Linked DNA regions of Mus musculus: regions 1 and 2 are each linked to region 3. A link is a loop called in an ENCODE intact Hi-C map of the cell type or tissue named here. Cell type or tissue: gastrocnemius. All regions are shown on one strand.

Region 1 (8,000 bases), 58 kb before region 3:
AGTTGTTTTCTTAGCAGCTTTCATAAAGGATGGTGTCACACAAGTGGGGAGGCAGTAAGGAGAAGGCAAGGTCCCATAGTGGACAGGAATCTCTGAAGCCCCATGTTTTAAGCCATCCTGTTACGAGACACAGACTGACTTTAGACACCGCAGGGGAGGTGCTTCGGCAGCTTCACATATGTGAGCAGTCATTTGGTTGGTTGGTTTTTGTTTTTATTGTTTTTGTTTGTTTGTTTTTGAGACAGGGTTTCTCTATATAGCCCTGGCTGTCCTAGAACTTACTATGTAGACCAGGCAGGCCTCTAACTCAACAGAGATCTGCCTGCCTCTATCTTGTGAACAGATTTCTCAACCTTTCTAATGCTGTGACCCCCTTAATACAGTTCCTCATGTTGTGATGACCCCCATCCATAAAATTATTTTTGTTGCTATTTTATAACCATAATTTTGCTAGTTATGAATTGTAGTTTAAATAGCTGATATGTAGATAGTAACTTCTGTGAAAGGGTCGCTTGATACCACCCCCAAAAGGGCTTGCGATCCACAAGTTGAGAACTGCTGCTCCAGAACATTTTGTTCAGTTCTCAAACCAGCCGTTAACATTCAAGGTGTTTTCTAAGCGGTCAGCAGAAAAGCTGCAATACAGCTCTATCCTTGCGTGGATCTGTGGCAACTGTGGGGAACTGGGAAAGAAAGTGAACAGAAAGAAAGGGCAAAGAAAAGTAAAATCCTGCAGCTGGGCCCTCAGAATTCCATTTGCGCATTGTATTTACAACTTGGGGCGGGTCTCCTCTTTGCCTTAGGCATGGCACTAGGTGCCCCAGAAGTGTGCAACCAGGTCACCTCACCCCAGTCTGTCCGGGGCCTTCTTCCTTGTACTGCCCAGCAGCAGCAGCAGCAACAACAACAACAACAACAACTTCCTGCTCTCCCACCCACTCCTCAACACCAGCCACCCTTGAATAATCACATGATTTCACAGGTGAGTTACTGCTCAAGTGTCCAGCACCCTTTGTTCCAAGTCAGTGACGCTCAGGCCACCATGTCCCTCATGGAAGCAGCCTACGCCTGCCTCCATTTCTTATTTGTTAATTGTTGGGAGGGCAGGACAGGGGCAAGTGTTTTGTTTGGCTGAGACATTCCTTTTGTTGTTGTGTTCTGTTGAGACAAGATGTCATGAAGCCTACATTAGCTATAAAGTTTAGGCTGGGGGCAGCCTAAGCTGATGTCCTGATGTCCTCCCCTAACTTCTCAGATGCTGGATTGCAGATGTGCACTGTCACACTTGGCTAACCTGAGAACTCTGTTGTATATTTATTTCTTCCTCTTCTAATGAGACAGGGTCTGTCTGTGTAATCCTGGCTGGCCAGGAACCGAGTCTACCTGCCTTTGCCTTCTAAGTGCTGAGAATTGAAAGGTGTGTGCCTGGCAGTTGACCTCTGGTTATCTGAGAATTTGTGGCTCTTTTACTCCAAGTTGTGTTTCTGCTGCACCCTTTAAAATCCTCTGTAAATTAACAAAGTCATTCTGCTCACTGTATCTATGTTGAAACTTAAAATATCACAGGTCCAGGCCTCTCAAAGGCAGAGACCAGCCAGGTGGCATGGCACATGCTGTAAGTCCAGTCCTGGCGAAGCTGAGGTAGGGGCGTAGGCAGGGCTGCAGAGTGAGTCTGAGCTCCGTGAGCTGGAGAGCAAGAGCTTCCTTTAAAGGCAAAACTTGCTGGGCAGCGGTGGCAATTGCCTTTAGTCACAGCACTCAGGACACAGAAGTAGGCAGATCTCTGTGATCAAGGCCACCGTGGTCTTCAGAGTGAGTTCCAGGACAGCTGGAGCTACACAGAGAGACCTTGGTTGATGTTGCTGTTAACCAAGGTTTGAGAAATCTTGTGCTTCCGTGCAGACCGTGAAAGCCATCAGCCTGAGTCAGCTTTTCTGTCAATTGAATCTTAATATTCTGAGCAGAGCACTGTCCTGTAAGCAGAGCTCTTCATGATTAGAGTCCCATATCTAACCTCATATCCTTTGTAGTCAGAAGCCCTTTCATGTCTACTCTTCACTCCGTCTTTACGTTGTTTTACCTGCCAGGCTGCTTCCCTCCCTGCCCAGTCCAGCATGGCATCTCTAGGGCAGGAACCCTGCCTGCAACTCTTACTGCAACCTGATATGCTGTGTTTGGTTGATATCCATGGGAGGTCTGCCCTTTTCTGAAGAGAATTGGAGGAGGAATGGATGGGGAGGGGTAGTGGGGAGGTTGGGAGTAGGGACTGGGAGGAGAGGAGGGAGGGGAAACTGCAGATGGGATATAATAATAATAATTAATAATACTAATAATATTTATTATTGTTGTTTTGTTTTGTTTTGTTTTTTAAAGAACCTGGTCAGTATGAACTGGAAACTCAACTGGGAGGATCCCAGGATGCCCTGTTAGGTCTTGTTCATACTAGCTTAGGTCTCTGCTAAGATGTGCACTTGGGTCCGTTGCTCTGCCTGTGAGTGGGTAAAGTGCTCCTCTTCCAGCTGCCCTGCCCCCAGCCTTCCATGGTGTTTTGTATGTCCATCTCACTTGCTAAGGTCCCAGCGTTCTGTAGTCTTTTTCTCTGAAATGTGTATATTTTAATAGTCTTGCTCCCCCTTTTCCCTCTTAGTCTTTTGTCTTTTCCTTCTATCTGACATCTACACTTAAAACACAGCAAGAATTGAGAAGGGGTAAAGAGATAGAAGAATGACCATTTGGGACTCATGTTTTGAAGTAAATGGCAAGTGATAGGCTCTAAATTCCAGCCTTCTCCTCCCCCTGCTCCTGGATTCTGCTGTTCAGTGGAAGGGCTGTTGGTATGGAGTGTGGTGTTGGGTTCGATGCTATAGATTGGGGATTCAAAGGTTTCTGTTCTCTCTGGAGGTCAATCATAATCACAGACTCCCAAACAGTCTGACCCTGGGGAAGTTGGGGGTATTTATTTATGGGAGCTGTTAACCTTACCATCATCTAATATTTGTTCCTACTTTACCTTTTCTTCCCACAACCTCTCCTACTTCAGTTCTTTTCTTCGTCCTGTTGTGGTGTTGACTTCACCCCGAGGCCTCTCCTTCCTCACCTCCATCCCTGCCTTCCTGTTCTCCTTGTCATTTTGTTCTCATGGCTGTCTGCACTGTGAGGCTATGAAGTTGCACAGAAATAATCACTGTTTGGTTCCTCAAGTAATATAGCAGTGTAGAAATGAAGGAAGAGACCAAATCAGTATATGCTACTGTGTTCTAAAGCTTTTAGAAAACTTTGGGAAAGGGATCAAAAGGCATTTGCCCAGTCCCAGACATAGTGCTGGCAAAACAAGACTCTCACTCTTCTTGGGACACTTCCTCTCACTAAGCAGAAATGACCCTCCTGCACCAGCGATGCAGGTGACACCAGGGGGGGGGGGCAGTGAAGGCTCAGTGGCTGGGTTTTGTTGAGTTTAGACTGGAATGAATGTTATAAAGGAGCCCTGTTAACTCTGTAGCTATAGTGTCTCTCTACACATCCCAGAGCTATCATGTATCCCAGAATTCACCAGTAGGTGGCAACAGATGTCCTTTTGGTTTCTGAGACCAACCAAGAAAATAATGGTAGAATAACCCAAACCAAACTAAACCAAACCACCAACAACAACAACAAAATAGCAATGGCAATATTGGAGAGACAGTTCAGTGGGAACGAGCACTAGCTGTTCTTACAGAGGACCCAGATTTGATTCCTCCCACCTACATCGTGGCTCACAACCATCTGTCGTTCTGGTACCACGGGAACAGGTACACTCCTCTGGTCTCTATAGTCACTAGAGACACAACTGGTACATGTTACCCAGGCAGGCAAACATTCATACACATTTAAAAAGAAGTGAGAGGGGCTGGAGAGATGGCTCAGTGGTTAAGAGCACCGACGGCTCTTCCGAAGGTCCTGAGTTCAAATCCCAGCAACCACATGGTGGCTCACAACCATCCATAATGAGACCTGATGCCCACTTCTGGTGCATCTGAAGACAGCTACAGTGTACTTAGATATAATAATAAATAAATCTTTAAAAAAAAAAAAAAAAAGAAGTGAGGGCCGGGCAGTGGAGGCGCACGCCTTTAATCCCAGCACTCGGGAGGCAGAGGCAGGTGGATTTCTGAGTTGGAGGCCAGCCTGGTCTACAGAGTGAGTTCCAGGACAACCAGGGCCACACAGAGAAACCCTGTCTTGGAAAAAAGAAAACAAACAAACAAACAAAACAGTGAGGTCCTCCTTTACCGTGGCATTTCCTGTTTAAAGGAGTCAGAAGAACATTGGCCCCCACTTCCTTCTCCTCACACCCTCCCCAGCCCCACAGAGCATCTTTATTATGTAACTCTGGCTGTCCTGAACTCCTGTACAGACCAAACTAGCCTCCAACTCAGGCTGCCTCTGGCTCCCAAGTGCTGCAGTTAAGGTGTGTGCCACCATTCCTGGCTCACTCTCCATTTACAACGCACACATGTGTGGAAAATGAGCTGGGGTTTTTTGTTTGTTTTTTGTTTTATTTTGTTTTGTAATTACTATTGTTATATACTATTCAGTTTAGAACTTTTCACATGTCAAATTCCCTTATTTACTGAAGCACAATTAATCCAAAATACAAAGAATTATGGTCACACATATCTATAGTGTGGTTTCTGAAGTTTGCAATGAAAACATGCTTTATTCACACTTTGAAATAAGCATTCCTCCTAGAACAGCAGTGTAGCATAACAAATTGTTTGCAGTTTAGTGAAAATGAGCTGCTCTGCCACTTCACTGTTCAAAAGGCCCGACCCAGGGTAAGTCCTCCCCCAAGAGGTCTAAGAAAATAGAACCTGCAGCGTTTGCAGCTCACGTTGGGCAGCTTGAACAGCAGTTACCTTTAGAATGCCGTTGGCTTATAGGGTGTCCGTGGGCTGAGCTAACTTTCCAGGCTACAGCAATGTCCCTCTCCAGGACACCCGGGATTCTCAGTAACTCTTTAAAACTCTAGATGTCAGATCCTCTGCCAAGGTCCCCAGTCCGTCCCCTCTGGGTTCCAAGCCATAGCTTTGATTTCGATGGGCCATTTGATTTCTCTGTGGCTTGGGGTTGAACCAGAGCCTTGCAGTGCCAGGCAAGTACTCTGCTCAGCTGCACCCCAGCTCCACCCTTACTCTCACTGCTGTAATTAGAAGTTACCCTATCTCTAGGAATTCTGTCATGAAGCAGCGTCTCCATGTTCCTTCCCTCTCCCTCCTGACCACTCTCCTAGCTCACCCTCCTGCACCAGGGGCTCCAGCTGGAGAAGTGATGAAGTGATCCAAAGGACTGGACAGGAAGACGGAAGGAAAATAGTTAGTTGATCTAGAACCCTGTGTGTTCTCAGTAGACAGTCTCCTTCCTGAGGCCAGTGAAGGGATTAAGGGATAAAAACCGCGGGCTTCTGGTTGTGCTTTCCTCCGAGTTTGCCCCATTCGCTCATGAGGGCATTTTCATGTTGCCCTCACAACTTGAAGGAACACAGAAAATCATGACTCAAGAATCTACTGGTGGTTTGTTCCTCTTCCTCCCTATAGAGGGAGATGTCACTTCCTCAAGGAGAACTAACTGCCCTTGGGTGTACACAGTAGACCTCAAGTGGGCATTTAGGGGATGTTGGCGGAGCTCCTTAGTGATTGTGTGCTCAGCACAGAATACACCCTGGGAAGGCTGTGCTTGAACTCACGTTTAGACCTTGCCCCTGAGAGCCCCGAGATAACTCACAGTTGCAGAGTTTAAGTGGCAAATGGGGCAGGGGGTATACTGGGTCTCTTTTGAGAGAGATGTGGAAGTCACAAGCTATCCCGGGCTTGGCGGGCAGCCTGCTCAACGGCCACGTGATTCATAAGTATGTCTTGTATGACTAATGTGTTCCTCCCTTCCCTCCGCCTCCCTTTATGCTTTTCTCTTCCTCTCCACATGCCGCTGTGCTGCCCACAGCCAGTCCCGGCCCTGCAGCCCTCTCCACAGCCGGTTCAGTTTTCTCCAAGCTCCTGTCCCCAGGTCCTTCTGCCAGTCTCTCCGCCCCAGCAGTACAACATGGTATAACGACCATTTGCCATTTTGTCTTGTCCCTGTGTGGCCTGTATCTGTGGGATGTCTGGGTCAGTCTTTGGTGGCCTTGCAAGCATGTGGTGCTTTTGGAAGAGACATAGAAAGCTGTTTCTTGAGGGACCAGCACAGCATGCAAAAGCTATTAGTGAGTATAGGACAGGGATGGCGAGCTCCTGAGTGTGCGGAGGGATCTCACTAACCCAGGCCCTCAGCTCAGCTCTCTGTGTCCTTCATGTCGCTTTCTCCCAGTTTATTCTGTACAGAATTTTTCTCTCTGATTTCCTTCATTGCAGACTTCTCAGGTACCAGTTTTAAAATGTTTACATCCTACCTGTCTCACCGTATGTTTATGTTCTCTTCAGATGCATATACATGCTGTGTAGATTGTTTGTAAAGTAACTATAGTGGTGCACGCCTTTAATCTCAGCCCTTAAGAGGATGAGGCAGAAGGACTGCCCTGAGTGCAAGGCCAGCCTAGGCTACATAGTGAATTACAGTCCAGCCTGGGTGAGAGTCATATCCTGTCTCAAAAATAGCAAAGATAAATTTTTAAAAATTAAAATAAATTGTTTGCATACTAAATACAAATCCTTTGCAAATCTTATTTCCCTCATAGTTGATTACTTCACGGTGCTGATGAACCCTTCCTTTTTTTACTTTATATTAATCACACCTCTCTGCTTTTTCACTAGAATCCCCTTTTTTCTCCTACCTCTTATCTCCATTCTGAAAAGTGCTGGAATATGGACCTCAAATTAATCTGCAGTCTAGTCCTCTTGTCATCTATTCCTGACCACGAAGGTAGCAAAACAGTTCCTGAGAGCAGAGTGGAGCTCAAGGGCCGCATTGTCTTTTGGTTTCTAATATTTTCTTTTGGAAAAGAACTACTCTGATGTGTGTGCTTGTGTGTTTGTGTGTGAATTACTGTTCAGAGCACAGGAATCAGAACAGGAAGCTAAGAAACTAACCTGTCACCACGAGTGAGACACACACCCTCACTCTCTCGTGCTTAGGGAAGGCAGCTGAGAGAAAAGGCAATTACAGCCCAGCCAGCCAGCCTCTCCCTCTAGTTCAACCACTCACCCTGGCCTCCTTTCTGAGGTGAGAATTGGAAGTCGTTTTTTAAAGGGCAGGAGAACTCTAGGCTAGTGTCAAAGAACAAAGGTGGAAATGACCTGGGAAGGGAGTATGGAGACAAGCAGCAGGAGCGAGCCCACAGTTCTTGGCTGTGGAGTTACAAGAGCCTTGCTGTCTGTCCGTGGTCTGTGAGGGTGTGTTCTATAAGAACAGGATTTGTGGCAAGGCAGAAGCATGAGGAATACTGGAAACAGAAAGAGTTGTATACCTAATTCTTGCTTGTCCTATATTCCTTTTGGTAGGTGCCCCTATCTCCTGAGGAATAACTCTAGTAACAGCTTTGATCAGAACAGCCATTGTTACCATTTCACAGAGAAACTGTTTCTAATAACCATAGTAACTAACAGCTGTGATCAGGGTAGGCATTGTTAACATTTCACAGAGATACTGTATTTCTGGGTTTAGGCTTCCCACAGCTATCAGTTTAAAATACCATGTCATAGTCTTGAGGCATGTATTTCTCACAGTACAGAAACCAGACTATCCACAAATGGTATAAGGAATGCTGTAGAACAGTGGTTCTCAACCTGTGGGTTGCAACCCCTTTTGGGGGTGATGTCAAATGACCCTTTCTCAGCGGTTGCCTAAGACCATTGGAAAACTTGCATTGTAATATACTTGTATTACAATTCATAACAGTAGTAAATTTTACTTGCAAAATTATGAGGTAGCAATGAAAGTAATTTCATAGTTGGGGGTGGTCACTACACCATGACAAAATGTTGTTATTAAAGGGTAGCAGCATTAGGAAAGTTGAGAACCTCTGCTGTAGA
Region 2 (8,000 bases), 200 kb before region 3:
CAACTAGGACCCTACCTTGACTTGACACCAATCTAGGGAGGGATGGGTACCTTACCGTGCACTTGTGTGGCTTCTCGCCCGTGTGTCTGCGCATGTGCACCACCAGCATGTATTGGGCCTTGAAGGGCCTCAGCTCCCTGGAGCAACCTCCCCAATGGCACACGAATTCCTTCCGCTCCCCGTGGATATGCTCACTGTTGATGTGCTGAGGAGGAAGAGGGAGAGGCTTTCCGAGGTCCCAGACCCTGAACCTACTCCTTCCAGCCCCACACTCATCACCTCAGCTTCTCCTCTTGGGGGAATAAGAGTGGGGAATGCAGCTCCGCCCATACTTCAGGTCTTCTAGCTTACTAGAGCAAAGATACTCTGGGCTTCAGTCTGCAGGACTGAGCATGCAATCTCGGACCTCAGTACGCTTGAACCTCTTGCCTTTAGTTAGACCTCAAAGCTCCATTTAGTCTCCTTCAGGCTCCCACCAACCATCTGTTACCCCCTGGGGCTCACGTGCACCAGCTGCTCCTGGGAATCGAACTCCTGGCTGCAACCATCCCAGCGGCAGTCTGTCTCATACACAGACTCAGGCTCAGGCTTCTCCTCTCTCTCCAGGTCCTCCCGCCCATCCAGCATCCCCAACAGGTGATCCTAGGGTGAGAGACACAGCCCTTAGGGTCATTTGTGCGGCAAGGTTTGTTTCACTCAGGTCCCTGGGGAAAGCCCTGCCCCTCCCTTACCTGTGTGCCTGTGGAGTTGGGGCTAGACATGTCCCCTTCCAAAGGGTCCTCCGGGCACTTGCCAACCATCATATCCAGCTCTGACTTCAGCTTCCCCAAGGGAAGAGGTGAGGGTATTGAGGGTGGAATAGTCAGAAGAGAAAACAAGCCAGGTCTTCCTGCCTTACAGACCCCCCACCCAAATCCTGAGTATGAGGGCTCTCCACAGTCTGCCCTGGTAAACGGGATGAACAGAACGGTGCTCTCCTCTGGGAGAGTCTGAGTCCATGTTCCTTGTACCAAACGCTTTTATATCTGCTGTCTTCCTTCACCTGTCCCCTCCCCCTTCCCCCACAATTGTCCTGAGCTGGAGAAGACAACGTGGAGGGCCCCACCTGGCAGGTTGCACGTGGTCCCCGGGACTGGGGGTGAAGCATCATTGAACCCCGAGTAGAGTCATGTGGTACACAGGGCTGGACTCCATAGGGAGGTGAAGTTCCTTTTTGATGACTCATCTGAGGTGGGAATCCTAAAGAAGGGCTAGGTGGAGAAGAGGCTGTTAGTGAAGAGAATCAGCCACCAGGAGTCCTTGCTCTGTCCTGCAGGTTTCTGGGAGGTGTGGTTGAAGAAGCCCTGGGGAGGTCCTGAAGAGGGTTCCAATGCGTTGGGGGAGGGGAAGGACTAGAGCTGGGCTGGAGGTTTGAAGGGTCTGAGTCTTCTAGTGGGTGTCAGTACATATCTTGGGGGCCTCTTAATCTGAGGCTGCCAGCACCTCATGGTACCAATGGAGAGATGGCCGTAGGAACCGCCCGGAGATGTACAGCGAGAGTTGATGAAAGCCACCAGGGAGCTGGGTGAGGTCCGGATTACGGTTTGCAGGTCGAGGCTGGCATCAGAAAGGGGCGAGATGGAGAGAGCCCGCTTCTTTGTTAATTTGACTGAACTCCGAGGAGGAGGAGGAGGAGGAAAGAGAGATCCTAGGGCAGGAGACAGGAGTTAAGATGTAGTAAAGGGGGCTGGAGAGATGGTTCTGTGGTTAAGAGCACTTGCCGTTCCTTCAAAGAATCTGAGTATGATTTCTAGTACCCACATCAAGCAGTTCACTACTTCCTGTAACTCCATCTCCAGGGATGGTCCCACACCCTGGGCCTCAGGGAGGGCGCCAGGACCTGCACAGCCTCACACAGACATATACATTGTTACAAAAATAAAATTACAATGGGGGGGAAAGATACTGTAAAGGTACATTGTATCCCTGCACTTGGTGGGTGGGGCCTCGCTCAAAAACCTTGCTGCTTTTGCCTTGCTCTGCCTAGAGCCTCTTGATTGATTGTCCCCTGGTTGCCTTTGTCTCTGGATGTTTCTTACCTTGAGTTTGGCCCTAGCTTCCCCACCTTCTCCTGCAGAGCAAGTCCCAGACGGGCAGGGGCAGGGGGGATTGCCCCAGTGCTCACCTTCAGTGCAGCTGCTGGTCTCTCTGGCTGCTCCATAACCCTGGGACCCTGACATAAAGTTGGCTTGGTGGCAAAAGGGCAGACCAGAAAGTCCTAGAAAAGAGAGACAGCTGGAGCCAGGTCTTTGAATGGGGAATACAGGGCTTACCTTAAGACCCAACATAAGATATGATCCCAAACTCTAAACATACATGGTGGTGTGTGTGTGTGTGTGTGTGTGTGTGTGTGTGTGTAAATCCTCCTGTAGATAGGAAACTAGAATGCGCTAGGGATGGAGTTGAGAGGATCCTGGCGCTAGGTGAGACGACTGCCAAGTCCTCAAGGCCCAGGGACTGGTAAATGTATTCACCTTCTGTTCCCATGCTGGGGACTCCTTGGCTGTGGAGGGGTCGGAGACAGCATGGCTCACTATAGCTATTGACTTGTGGTGGAGTCATTGGATTGAACATGGCGTCTCAGGGAAGGATGAGGGGACCTGTGGAAAGGAATGTAGATCTGCCAGTTATAAAGATGGAACGAAACAGAGAAGATAAATGACAGTTTCAGGCACAGATCCCCCCCCCCCCCCGCCCGCCAGCATGTCCCTTGTGCCTCTAACCCTCATCTCAGAAACTGGTCATGGAAATCAATAACGTTTTTCAGCTTCCTTAAGAAGAAACATCCCAAAGAGTGGGCAGAAGCAGCCGTTCAGTCTTGGGGATCCACAGTCTCTGTATGTACAAGGGAATGTTAGGGACTAACTGATCCAACACAAGTCCTAGGTGATTTTTAATGCCATGAGCTCTCTCTACTTGCTTTTCTTTTTTCTTTTCCCTCTACCATTTCTTGTTCTGGCCATGGGCCAGCTTTGAGGTGTGTGATGGTGGAACACACGGAAGGTCTGACTTCATGCCCAGGGCTGCCGGCTCATGCCCAAGAGCAGAGCTCATGAGCAATCTCTCCAGTGTCCACTAGAGGGAGACCTCGTTTCAGTCCAGATAGACTGGTAGGGCCAGAAGAGAACACAAATGATCTGTCCTCAGACAGAGAACTATGTGTGGGAGGGAATAAGACTTCAGAGCAGAGCGTCTCCCCGACTTTTGAGTAAAAAGGATGAGAGCTAAAGTCATTCTGAGGCGGTTTAACTCTGGGTTTACCTATCCCGTTTGGTTTTGGGGGAAATCGGGAAGGGGCTGTCAGGAAAGTCTTAATGGGAATGAGAAAACGAAGTCCTCAAGGCTAGAGAGAGAGGAGCTGATGCGAGGTCCGCTTTCCCTCAACAAGTTTTTACTCCACTCCAGGTTTTTCAGCCTTCCGGGAACGGAGGGTGGGGTGGGGCGGGGTGGGGTGGAGAACCACTGGGAGCGGGCCGGCCGGCGCGGTGGGTGATCCCGGGATGCTGGGATTTAGGGTGAGGGCGGGGTAAAATGGGGAACGGAACCCGGACCCTACGACCCAGCCAAAGTGCTGTAGCCCGGGCTACCTTTGCTAACTCCTCCTTTTCCAGCCGAGACCCGAATCCCGCATCCAAGACCTCCCAGCTCGACATTGGCACTAACGTGGGGGTGGGGGGCACAGCTGGCTGGCAGCTGGATGAGGGGGCACATCTCCCGCCTCTCTCCTCTGTGACTCATTCAAGGGAAGGGAAGGACTTGTAAAGGACCCCCAGACACTAGAAGTTCCCTCAAAGTTGTCACTCTTCCTGTTCCATTGCCCGAGAGCTCCAAGAGACAGGATAAAAACGGGGCGACAGCCCCCTTCACCGAGAGCCACCGCCTACACTCACGCCTCCCTCTTCATACTACTAACTTTTCCAGTTTCAGTAAAGGTTTTCTGGGCTGGATGGGAGCATGAGAATTAGCCTACCAAAGACCCGAATCATCTTCGCAGTCTATTTTCTAGAGTCCTCTACGTACGTACCCCTTCTCCCCAACTCCCTGGAGTCGGCCCCACCCCCTTTTCCCGGTCCCGCCTTCCCCGCCCCCGTGCCTTCTCGGCCCACCCAAGTCGCCGCCGCAGGCTCTGGCTGCAGACGGCTCAGCTTCCCCGCCCGCCTGGGGAGCCCAGAAAAGCGAGGGGGGGGGTGAAGGGTGGAACATTCTTCCCTCTCTCAGCGCATCCTGAAAGCAGGCAGTAGCGCCCGGGGGGGGGGGGGAGGCACTATTGGAAAGTGGGGTCCCTATAGTGGAGTGGGAAAAAAGAAACCAGAAACTAAGAGAAAGAAGTGCCTGTGTAAATAAGGTGTGCGCGGAGAGGACACCTTGGATTCCTGGGTATCTCCGCCGGCTTCCTAAGGGTTAACCCCTATAGACCCCCGGGAACCCCCTAGTGACGTCAAGAGTGAGTCGGAGACGTCTGTCCGGCGGGGATGCCCAGAGAGATAATGGAGGGGGGTCCTTCTGAACCCCGCCCCCCTAGGGTAAATCACCCGCGTTCACGAACTTTCTTCCCAGAAGAAAACTGCCCATCTTTTCTCCCCGTACTGGAAGGAAAGACCTATACCATAAAGTCCCTGGTTCTCCGGATGCCCCAAACCCTCGGCCTCTACGGAGTTTCCTTTCCTTGATGCTGTTCCCAAAGCTAACTGTCCTGGGTTGATTGTTTCAGGGTCATGGGGCCTGAAAGAGGATTCAGAGCGGGGAGCAAGGGCAGGCAGGGTGGTCTGAGCCAGAGGAGGGGCCTCGGTCCCCAGATCCCGCTTGGGCGGGGGGCCAACAGGGATACACAAGCTGGCAGTAGCCAGTGGTCCCGCTCTGCCCCAGTAGGGGTCTCCCGGCGCCTGGCTTCAGCTGCCCCGGTGGTCCTGAGGTCAGAGGGTCAAAACAAGGTCTCCCCAGCTCTTCCTCTTCCTCGGGGGCCCTGCCCACAGTCTTTGGGAACTCAGAAGTCCAGAATTCCTAGGGATTTTCTACGGCCTACACCGCATGTTAGGAAACCCACCCAGCCTCCTCCCGAGTCCAAACCCACTCCTTTGCCCCTAAACCCCATGTGCACATCTGTCACAGCCACAGGTCAGGAGTCCAATCCCAGCCCGGCCCTCAGGGGTTCTGTTGCCTGGCACACCGCTACTCCCACCCCACTGAGCGCTCCCTTCTTTTGCGGTGGGTCCCGTCTTAGAAACACTGACGTCTTCCAACGGCGCTCAGAGACGCACCTGGAGTTCCCTCTACCACGCAGACCTCCAGCTGGCCGTCCCAACTGCTTCTTCATCCCAACCTCAAGAAAGGGAGAGATTTCTAGTATGTGGGAGAGGCGCGGACAAAGAGACCTGGGACAGACACAGATTGTCAGAAAAAAAGAAGGGGATGCAGAGAAAAGAAGGCACAAATTAAAGCAAAACAAGAAAACACCCAAACTTCCTAATTGCTCTCCCCAAACTCTCCCAACCCCATATTGCCTCTGAGCCCCAGGTCTCCTTCTGGGATAGGGTGAGTCCCTAGGCGTCAGAGCATCTCCTCAGCCCCTCCCCCATCGCTCCCAGGTGGTCTCCCGCCTGCCCCCCTCTCACCTCCGTCGGGGCGCGGTGCTCGGGATGCGTGGTCCAGGGCTGGAAACTGGGCTGGGGGGGGGGGGAGGTGTGTGGCGGGGAGGGGGGTCACAGGGCCACTGCAGCGCAGCTTCAGTGCCACCCCACCCTCCCAACCTGGCCCCCAGCCCTCCCGCCGGCCCAGCCCGCCGGGCCTCGAGCCGGGACCACCCGCGAGAAGCGCAAACTTTTTTTTTCCCCTTTGCAAAAACTTTTTCTCGCTGTTGCCACCCGCACGCTACGGCTCTTCCCGCTCACTTCCCTCGTATATCCTTCCTTCGGACCGTTCTAGAAGATGAGCTGGGTGGATAGAAGCTAGAGAGGGGGTGCCGGGCTTATGGCACCCCCAGGACCCCCAGGATCCTCCCCCTCCCTTGAGGGACCCTATACTGCCTACTACCCCCCCCCCCGCCCGAACACGCTGCTCTTGGTGGACAGTAAATCCCGGCGCGGATCCCTGGATCGGCTGTCCACGAAGAGGCTCTGAACCAGAGCCAGGAAAACATTGAGGAAAATATTGCGCGGCGGGAGAGGGAGGGGGGAAAGCTCACCCAGAAAGTTAAACCAGAAGCCTCGGTCTTCGGCTTCATTGGTCGTAACTGAGCTTTCCCCATGTCGTGGTCTGTAGGCCAGCCTCACTCTTTGGATGGAACGTGGAGCATTTGGAGAGTTGGGGTTTGGGAGAAAGAAGTTGGGTTGACTGATGTAGAGGAGGGGAGGGGGTGCGACCTATGGAACATGAAGGAAGAACACGGGCTAGAGTTCTAAGTGCAGAATGTGCATTCACAGATCACTGAGGACAGTGGTGCTCTGTGTAGAGTACCTCTCTGGAGAAACTCCGTTCTCCATCTCCAAATTCTGGACGCAGTTGCCACCTCCACACCTCTCTCTTTAAGGCTTTTCGCGCCCTCTGCTGGTCGTCCTAGCACATGGCACCCCTCGGAGTGGAAATGATTGCACTGGCGAACTTAAGGAAATTTGACAGGTTCCTGTCCCCAAAGCCCAATCGGATGCCCAGGGAGCTGCGTGAGCTCAAAGAAACAGAAGGGCACGCCAGGGAAGATTGCGAGCCCCTTGGGTAGTTCGTGATAGGGGAGTACCCTGTCTCTTTGAATCTGTGTTACCATGGTGACTGGACACAGAGAGAGGGCCTCTATTTCAGTTTCCCACCTGAGAAAGACTCAAAAGCATGGCGGGGTGGGGAGAGAGAGTCTTCCCTTAAACAGATCTCTCAGGCCATAGCGCTGTTTTTAAACCACCTTCTTGGCTCTGCAAAGTAAGTGTTTTTTGTTTGTTTGTTTTTTGTTTTTAAATTAAGATGGGCCAAGCAGTGGTGGCATACACCTTTAATCCCAGCACTCGGGAGGCAGAGGCAGGCGGATTTCTGAGTTCGAGGCCAGCCTGGTCTACAGAGTGAGTTCCAGGACAGCCAGGGCTACACAGAGAAACCCTGTCTCCAAAAAAAAAAAAAAAAAAAATTAAGATGAAGACAGGGACACATATGAGACCTAACAAGTGCAAGGAGTCACAGTAGAAACAGATAAGGGACAACACTCCATATAACTGACAAGTTACATCCATGAAATTTACAAGGTACCCACAGCCAGGCCAGACCAGTAACCACAGAGAAAGAGTTCTACACGTGTCATGTGACTTGTCTTACACAGACTGACAGTTTTGGAGCCTTTTGAGTTCTGCGGAAAGGGAAATGCTTTTGTGTTTTGATGACAGACTGTTACTCAGTAGTCCAGGCTGACCCAGAGTTTACTCAGGAGCCCAGGCTGAGCTCAGGCTCACAGCTGTCCAGGCCTCAGCCTCCCCAGTGCTTCGGTGACAAGCACAAACCACAAGACTGCTTTCTCCTGTATTCACTTAAAATTAACTGTTTTATTTCCAGGCTGTCTGGCGCACGCCTTTAACCCCAGCACTCGGGAGGCAGAGGCAGGCAGATCTCTGAGTCTGTCTGGTCTACAGAGTGAGTTCCAGGACAGCCAGGGCTTCACAGAGAAACCCTGTTTTGAGATATATATGTAATTTTTATTTATGAGTACACTGTAGCTGTCTTCTGACACTCCAGAAGAGGGCATCAGATCCCATTACAGATGGTTGTGAGCCACCATGTGGTTGCTGGGAATTGAACTCAGGACCTTTAGAAGAGCAGTCAGTGCTCTTAACTGCTGAGCCATCTCTTCAGCCGTATATGTAATTTTTATAAAATTAGTTTTTATTATGTATTTACTTGATATGTAGAAATGTCTTGCATGTATGTATACATGTATGTATACTGCGTGCATTTCTGGTGTCTGAGGAGGTCATAGAGTAAGGTCAGAG
Region 3 (8,000 bases):
AGGAAGTTGGGGGCAGAGTCTAAACTACCCTTGTGGGTCACACTTCAGGGCACAAATAGATGGCAGTGCTTTGAAGCAGGCACAATCAACCATGCAAAGACAATGTCTCCACCATGGCATGCCAACATAGACATTCACCTTGGGTCCCAGTGCCTGGATTCCCTGGACACATGCATACAAGGGCTGGTTTTAACCCATACACTCCATGTCCGCACTGTGAGCCCATATGGGCTGAAGATCTCAAGGCAAGAGTCGGGCAGGATGAGCTCTGGGCCCTTTTAGCCTTTGGGTCTTCACCCAGAAACCCCAGGAAAAGAGACAGTGAGAAGGGTGGGGGCAGGAAGGAGATGTAAGGAGAGACTCCCCTCCCAGACAACAACCACCAGGCGTGAGAGGGGGGTGTGTCTGTGAGGTTATGCAGGGGAGATGGTGTCTCCGCGGGAAATGGGATGGAAGATTGTAGCCAAGTTCAGCCCTGCTGGTGTGGGTCCGTGTAAGCGCGTGTGCCTGGATAATGTATGCTCGGATCGCAGAGCTTACCTGGCATTGTGACAAGGAGAAGAGGAATGGGAAGGTGGAGGGTGAGAGGTGGAAGGACAGACAGACAGACAGAGGGAGGCAAGCGAGGTAGGTGCGGAAAGAAGGCTAGGCTAACACCCGCTGGCTTGTCTGTCTGTCTCGCACTCCTTCTCTGTCTGGCGCACTCGCGGGTCGCGCTTCGTCCCCTCCCCCCGTCGCGCCTGAATCCGACTGGAGCCGGGCCTCCACCCTGCACCTTCTTCTAACCCTCAGCCAACTTGCTGGGTGCATGCCAGTCCTAAAGCGGGCAGTCTGTCTGTCCACGTCCCCCACGACGCACAAAGTTGGGACGCTTAGTCCTGGGGGCGGGGCGGACGCGCGGAGCCCCCTGGCATGCAGTGTTCTTCGTGTCCCGGACCCCGCACCTTGGCTCTGCCACCCTTACCTTCCTAAGGAGCCAAGGACCAAAGAGCAAGAGGAGCCATTCCGGGAGCAGCCGCATCTTCCCGAGCGGTCGAGCGGGTCGGGCAGGGCGGGTCCCGAGTCCGGCAGGACTGGGCTCAGGGTGAGGGACGCCGGGCAGAGGGCGGCGGCGCGAGCAGCGGGAGCGGGCGGCTCGGCCCGCGGACTGAGCGCGGAGCGGAGCAAGGCGCTGGGGGCGGGGCGCGGGCGGGGGAGAAAGTTGGGTCTGAGTCGGGCGGGCGGGGTGGGGGGGCGGGGCTCCGCGGTGCTCCAATCCCGGCCGCGCCCCGCGCGCCCCCTCCCGCCCAGCTGGGGGCAAGGAAGGTGACTTTCACCGTGACACACCCTGGACACACCCCTGGCTCAGGTGTGAAGCTGGAGAGGGGCAAGGGGTTTGGGGAGCAGCACCCCAAAGACGCCAGGTCTTGGGGCAGATGAGGGCTACAATAGGGCGTGGGACTCTAGGCCCTGAACTGTGAGCGGGAAGGGGTCGTCGCGGAGCATGAGTTCCCATACACAGGCTAGGGAACGCAGCAGGACCCTGTCCTGTGATGCCCGAGGTGGATGGGTGGGGGGTGTTTCTATAATCCTGGCAGAGGTAGGTCTAGGGCAGTGATCCGGACAGGGACCGAGGTGAGGGCGGGCGGGGCCTCGGGCGACTAGCACTGAGCGCGGCGCTGACGGGGATGGATGGGCGCCCCGCGGCTCATTCGGCCTGGAGATGAGAATCATTGATCACGGACGGAAACCCCATCACGTCTGTCAATAGGGCTGACAAACGGCGCCCGCCGCCCTGTCCCCGCCCCGCGGCACCTCTGCGGCCCCCGGACCCCTTGGCTAAACCGGCTCTTTTAAGTTAGCCCCTGATCCGCACTGTTGACCCTGGCCTGATCCAGAGCACCCTTGTTTGGTGCTAGGCAGGAAGTCCTCAGTGCCTTCTGCCCCTCTTGGTACGAGCCCTGTGCTTTCTCTCCCACAATCCCATCTTCCACTCTCAGCTCTTCTCATCCCGTCCCCTTCCCTGTCTATCTCTGTCCTTGTCTCTCTCTGTCCCCAGCTCCAGCACGGTCTCTGTTCTCATCCTCAGGGCTGTTTCTTCGTGTTTCCTCCTCCCACTGGTCTTTCTCTCTCTCCCCTACCCAGGGAGTCTTCAGCTGTCAGCTGTTGCTATGCGCTGTGTCTGAGGCTGAGTAGGTAGTATGACCAACACCTAGACAGCAAGAGATAGGACCATGCAAAGAGATGAAGAGACAGACACACATCCCAAGGTGTGTCTCCAGTCTTACCCCACTGTAATAGTACCCTGCTACACTGTAGCAGTGAGGCCACTTCACATACAGACCAGCATACACAGAGGCACATAAGCACACAGAGACGGACACACATGATTTATACACACAGTAGCATACAGTGATATACAGAAACAGCTAGGTACCCAAAGTACCTCTTGCCTTGACAGAGGCAAATACCCACAGGGACACACACACACACACACACACACACACACACACACACACACAGGCAATCTGAAAGACAAGCCTAGGGATATGAAAATAACAGACACACAGGAAGTGACAGACACTGAAAAGAGGGTCAGGGAAAGGACAGGGGTGTACTTGGTGACACTCAAGGAGACAAAAACCAGGGAGCAGCGATTTGGGGTGCAGTCAGGGCTGAACGAATAAAGGCAGGATGAGACAAAGTGTCAGGGACAAGGCCAAATGGCTGGCCAGGGCTGACCCTAAGCAAAGGAGCTGCTTTAGTTCTGGGTGAAGGCAAAGGGTGGTCACACATCCTGGGTGCCTAGAAGCCCACGGCCAAAGTATCTATCTGTAGGAGACCTGACCCTCCCCATCACCATCGTTTTAGCTAATCTCAGGCCGTCCAATTCTCTCAGAGATTACAAGTGCATGCACACATACACACATGTGCACAGTACTTATCTCTGGGTCTTTGCCTCTGTCCCTGACTCTTTCCATCTAAGAATATCTGCTTTTCAATCTGATCTGAATCAGTCAGTGTCCTTTTTGGTTTTTGAGACTCCCTTGCATTTGGCTTGGTTGAAGATAGTGCACCCTTCTGGTCCTGGCCAGAGAGGGAGGGTGCTAACGAAGGGGTAGGCTTTCTAAAGCAGCAGTTGGGGGCCTGTCTTGTTCTACCCGAGATCTTGAGGTGACAGGCAGAGAATCAGTGGCTCCGGGGGGGGGGGGGGCTACAGATGCAGGCTGGCAGAAGGAAGGGGTGGAGAGGGTGGGATTACTGGTGGTGGGGAATGAGCAGACTCTGGGGGAGGGAAGGAAGATGGCTGACAGAGGGTAGAAGGGTCAGCGCAAAATAGCCCCAGGGAAGGAAGTGAGAGGCTGGGCTAGGGTCCTCGGCAGCAGGTGCATAATTAGTGTGGGGAGCTTTAGGATAAGCAGTGTTACAGCAGTGTAGACGCCACCTGGTGGCCAGAAAGAGCCACAAGTCAACATTTAAGGATCAACAATGACCCCCCCCCAACCCCCACCCCCACCCCCATTTTATTCCCAGCAGGATCGCTCATCCCAGAGTCATAAGGAGTCTGGAGGAGCAAGGAAGATCTCATAGCCGGGCTTCAGGGATGAGGTTGGAGATAAAATTGATGATAGAAAAGGAGGGTCTTGTCTTTGGATGTTCATCTACCCATAAGCTTCCCCGAGGGGAGGATTCAAAGGAGAAATACCCTGGGAGGGTCAGAGATGAAAAGCTGGACAGCTCCTTTGGGAGGCATTGTTTGCTGCTGTTAGAAGAGCAGGGTTCTAACCCTCCCCCAGTCCTGGACAGTGTAAAGCTGCATAGTCTTCCGCAAGGGGTTCATTCCCCTTTGAAAGAGGTTCAAGGAGATCTGGAACAACTAAGATAGTGTAAGTCCTTTCCTGGTCAACTCCTGGAATGTCTGCAATGTTTGTTGAGAGAGAGGCATATGTCGGAAGCTGATGGGCAAACTGAGCCTTGCTGGCTCTCCTCCCCTCTATCTCATCCCCTAATGCAGGTATTTAATTAAAAAAAAAAATTCTGTGTTTGCCAAAGCGTACATATGGAGGTCAGAGAATAATTTTACGGAGCTGGTCCTGCCCATTTTTTTTTTTTTTTTTTTTTTTTTTTTTTGCTGTTGTTGTTGTTGTTTTTCGAGACAGGGTTTCTCTGTGTAGCTCTGGCTGTCCTGGAACTCAGAAATCCGCCTGCCTCTGCCTCCTAAGTGCAGGGATTAAAGGCGTTCGCCACCACTGCCCGGTGGTCTTGCCCACTCTTACATGGGTTCCAAGAGCAAACGCAGGCTACCAGGCTTGCAAAGTCAAGTGTTTTGCCCACCCAGCCATTCTGCTGGCCCAACAGCCAGGGTTTTACTCATAGGTCATAGAGTGAGATGTCAACATTTCAAAAGGAGCATGGAGCAGACCTTCCTAAAGGCCTTCATTACCCAGTGTGCTTTTTTCTAGGGTGGCATCTCACTGTGGGGCCAGTGTAGGGCAGGAGAACAGTGAAGCACATGTCTGAGTCAATGCACTGGGGCCGGGTGACACCAGATCCTACCAGTCACATCATAAGGCTCAAGGTCATACACTGAGCAAAACAGCTCTTCCCTGCCATAGCAAGACAGGAGGATGGAGTGGGGCTGGAGACGTGGACCTTAGGATTCTCAGGCCAGCCTCCAGCATGCAGCAATGCTCCCTCTGGTGGCTGGAACAGGCAAGCACAGCCCCAGCTCCCAAATTCTCACATTAGCATGCAGACACAGTGGGTTTCTTTTCTTTTCTTTTCTTTTTTTTTTCCTTTTTTACAATTTTATTTATAACAATATCTGTGTTATTTAGTTGTAAAGGAATTCAGCAAAAATTATTAAAACGTTCACGTCCCCAAAATGGGGCTGCCCGCTTGCCCTTCCTTGGTGTGCCCCGACTCTTCCTGGCCCTCAGGGGGATGGGAGGCTTGGGGGACAGTTACCAAAGAATGTGTTCAGCCCTAGGAGCCACAGAGGGGGCGCTAGAGAGGGGAGGGCCTGTCTGGAAGGGATACTGAGCATGGCCATCTGAGAGGTGCCCCTGAAAGTGGGAGCTGGGGTTTGGGGTGACTTCCCTCAACTAAAAGACTCCTTCCTCAGCTAGAGCCAAATCTTCCAGACAGGGTCAGCAGAGGACTCCACCTCCCCTGAACTAACCCCAGAGAGCCAAGGAAAGGAAAGCTGGGACACGGAGCCCCGTTGAGTGTCTTGCACAGGCGTGGTGGGGAGGCCGTGCCGCCAGCTTCCAGGGGTATGCTCGGTAGGGAACATGTGGACTCCTTCATACCTTTGAGCCACAAAGCCCTCCCCGCCCCCTCAAGGCAGCATGGGGGGGATACTGAGGAGCAGGCAGGAAGGAAATGCAAAGAGATAATACTGTGCTTGCTCGCTTGCTCGCTCACATATAAAAAGTAATTCCTTCATTTTTACATTTGTACACCCGGCAGGGCCGGAGAAGGGCCGGCTGGGGAGGGGGTTCATTGAAAGACTCATGTGGCAGGGGGCTTTCTGGGGACATCCGTCGGGGCAGGGCCCTATGCCAAGGGATCTCCTATCTCGTCTTCAGGTCCCCGGCCCAGCAGTTCTCGCTTCTCGTCCGTGCTGGCCAGGGAATGGCGGCTGCCGTGGCCCCCCATGTAGAGCGTGGCATACACTGGGTTGGTGAAGTTGGTAGGCTGGGAAAAAAAAAGGTTCATATGATTAGAATACCCCAGCTCCCACTTCTGTGTAACACCTCTGGTTGCCTTGATCACCCCAACCCCACCCCTCCGGCCTTTGATCCTGTTCCAGAAGCCCCTTCGATGGCCTCTGGCATACCTTGTCAGGGTCAAGGGCAAAATCAGCATCCAGTAGGCCCCCGACATCATCGGGCTCTCCACCTTCATACATCTTGTAGGTAGGGTTTCCAATTTCCACATTCATGGCCCCATTGGTCATCCGCTGGTGCTGGAAGCCCTTAGCCCTGGGGAGAGGCAGGAGTCAGGGAACCGTGATGTTGGTAAGGTTATCGGATTGTAAAATAACAGCCAGAATTTCTCAGACTCCCAGTGGCTCACCCTCGGACTCGCCGCTTATACCAGAACACCACGCCAGCCACCAGAAGCAGCAGGAGAAGCAGCAGCAGAGGGATCAGGATGGAGGCCATATCTGGAGAGAGAAGTCGGGAAACTGAGTCTGAAGCCTAGGGAGATGGGAGGTGTAAGGCTCTTCTTGCTCTATGTCGTGGCAGCCCTGCCCTCCCCACCACTTACGCCCAGGCTGTTGCTGACTAACAACCTGCTCCTCGCACCGGGGTCCTGTCATATGGGGCGGGCACCTGCAGGCAAGAAAGCAAAACTCAGTGGGTGGGCATCACCTCCACGACCATTTTAGCTGCAGGAACTAGGAGGTCATAGGTCATATTGTTCCTTTGCTCAGATTTGATGGGGCGGGGCCAACTCACTGGCACTCAGGCATCATCTTGCTGTTCATGGTGCAGGAGCCACCATTGCTACAGTGATCGATGCAGGTCAGACAACTGGGGGCTACCCGGCCATCAGTGCAGCTGTGGAAAGGAATCAAAATCTGGAGCTGGGGCTTGCAGAAGGGTATCTGGGATGCTAGAACAGGAACCGGGCCAGGAGGGGCAAGATAGGGGCGGGGCCGGAAGGGCCCGGAGAGGGGGCGGGCCCAGGAGGGGCAGGATGGGGCGGGGCCAGAAGACAGAGCAGAATGTGGAGGCAAGACCCCCCACTCACTTGCATGTGACATCTCCGGTCTGCTTATTGACCACACAGGCGCCTTGGAGACAGCGACTACACTTGTTCACCTCACACCTTGGTCCCTCAAAGTAGACGGTGCAGCGACATTGTCGGGAGCCATCAGCAGCCATCTGACAGGTGCCAAAGTTCTCACAGAAGCCAGAGCACTGCCCTGTGGTTGGGAGTGGAGAGGAAGTACCTTATGCAGGGTCCAGGACTTATGAATAACTCCCACCCACTCCTGAGCCTCCTAATGCCCTGTCACAGACCCCAGAACACTAGGATGACCCTAAGCATTCCTTGTGTTGAATGCCTGGAGGCTTAGGCAGATGCGCCAACATGAGAGGCAGCACCCACAGCCTGGGCTTGGCTCATCTGCGTACGTCTTCCATCCTCTCAACCTGCTCCTTTGGGTTCTTTCTGGCTCCCCTCTTCCTTCCCTGGGGTTGAGGTGAATACTCACGGTACTGGCAACGGTCGCCCAGGAAGCCAGGTAGACATCGGCACTGGGGCTGGTTGCCCTGGTTGACGGTGCAGGTGCTGTTGTTAGAGCAGTAGCCTGCACACACCTGTGCGGTGCATTTGGGGCCCGTGAAGCCAGTGGGACAGCGGCACGTGGGCATGCCTGGTGGGAGAGGATCTGTGAGTGGGACCATGGCACTGGGGACCACCTGGGCCTATAGCAGGGATCCTAGGCACCTTGACGAACAGATGGGGTTGAAGTGGATGCTGGAGGCGATAGAAGGGGCCAGGTGAGGATGATGGGAGAGGACCATCCCTGGTTGGGGGCATACCAGATGGGGAAGCCGCACAGGTGCCTCCGTTGTGACAGTATTCCCAGCACTGATCCAGCTCACACTTATCGCCTGTGTAACGGGGCTGGCAACGGCACTTGGGCTGCCTCCGAGCATTGAGGAAACAACTACCACCATTGAAGCACTGCAGAGTGCAGGTTCCAGGCCTAGGGGCTGCAGTAAGAGCTCATCAGAGCATGGGAAGGGGAAGGGGGTCAAGGGTAAGGGGAGCCAGAGGCTATAGGTAAGGGATCCTCAGGTACCCAGGAAAAGGGCATGCATACCATCTGGAGGGGGTGTTGGAGAGGGCACAGGCACACAGGTGCCATTATCCAGCCTCTTTCCATTGGGACAGGTGCAGACAGGCCCGCTGGGGCTCAGCAGACACAGCCATTCACATTTCTTGCGGTCACAGGGGTTGGTCACTGTGGGTGTTGGAAGGGGTCGATGTTGAGCAGTGTG

Evidence for each region. A loop is a pair of places that touch in the nucleus more often than their neighbours do. Peaks named below come from ENCODE experiments on the same cell type or tissue, not always from the same donor. Only the 100,000 strongest peaks of a DNase experiment are listed, where the experiment ranks them.
Region 1: it touches region 3 in a loop (5-fold over the local background); 3 of 42 quality-filtered maps call a loop at or near these places.
Region 2: it touches region 3 in a loop (2.7-fold over the local background); 6 of 42 quality-filtered maps call a loop at or near these places.

The regions. Positions count from the first base shown.
Region 1 is chr10:127,475,717-127,483,716 of GRCm38, forward strand. R3hdm2 (R3H domain containing 2) reads left to right here. Exons shown (of 26, transcript NM_001168292.1): 15 at 804-982; 16 at 5,977-6,078. Among named protein-coding and RNA genes, the nearest start is that of Stac3, 22 kb to the right of the region's middle. In gastrocnemius, CTCF peaks have their summits at 3,560 (motif pointing right) and 5,589; DNase peaks (open chromatin) are centred at 3,551 and 5,884; H3K27ac peaks cover 1,860 bases.
Region 2 is chr10:127,335,908-127,343,907 of GRCm38, forward strand. Gli1 (GLI-Kruppel family member GLI1) reads right to left here and starts at 5,672. Exons shown (of 13, transcript NM_010296.2): 1 at 5,652-5,672; 2 at 5,298-5,411; 3 at 2,514-2,639; 4 at 2,165-2,257; 5 at 1,483-1,687; 6 at 1,106-1,250; 7 at 732-821; 8 at 505-642; 9 at 56-205. The coding sequence starts at 2,613. In gastrocnemius, CTCF peaks have their summits at 3,112 (motif pointing right) and 6,586 (motif pointing left); DNase peaks (open chromatin) are centred at 2,505, 3,092, 3,510, 4,149 and 5 more places; H3K4me3 peaks cover 3,772 bases; H3K27ac peaks cover 3,386 bases.
Region 3 is chr10:127,533,412-127,541,411 of GRCm38, forward strand. Nxph4 (neurexophilin 4) reads right to left here and starts at 1,148. Exons shown (of 2, transcript NM_183297.2): 1 at 965-1,148. The coding sequence starts at 1,021. Lrp1 (low density lipoprotein receptor-related protein 1) reads right to left here. Exons shown (of 89, transcript NM_008512.2): 81 at 7,823-7,963; 82 at 7,539-7,712; 83 at 7,208-7,369; 84 at 6,742-6,916; 85 at 6,447-6,548; 86 at 6,256-6,320; 87 at 6,061-6,151; 88 at 5,822-5,966; 89 at 4,746-5,679. The coding sequence ends at 5,539. In gastrocnemius, a CTCF peak has its summit at 3,419 (motif pointing left); DNase peaks (open chromatin) are centred at 835, 1,174, 1,611, 3,402 and 4 more places; H3K4me3 peaks cover 1,597 bases; H3K27ac peaks cover 248 bases.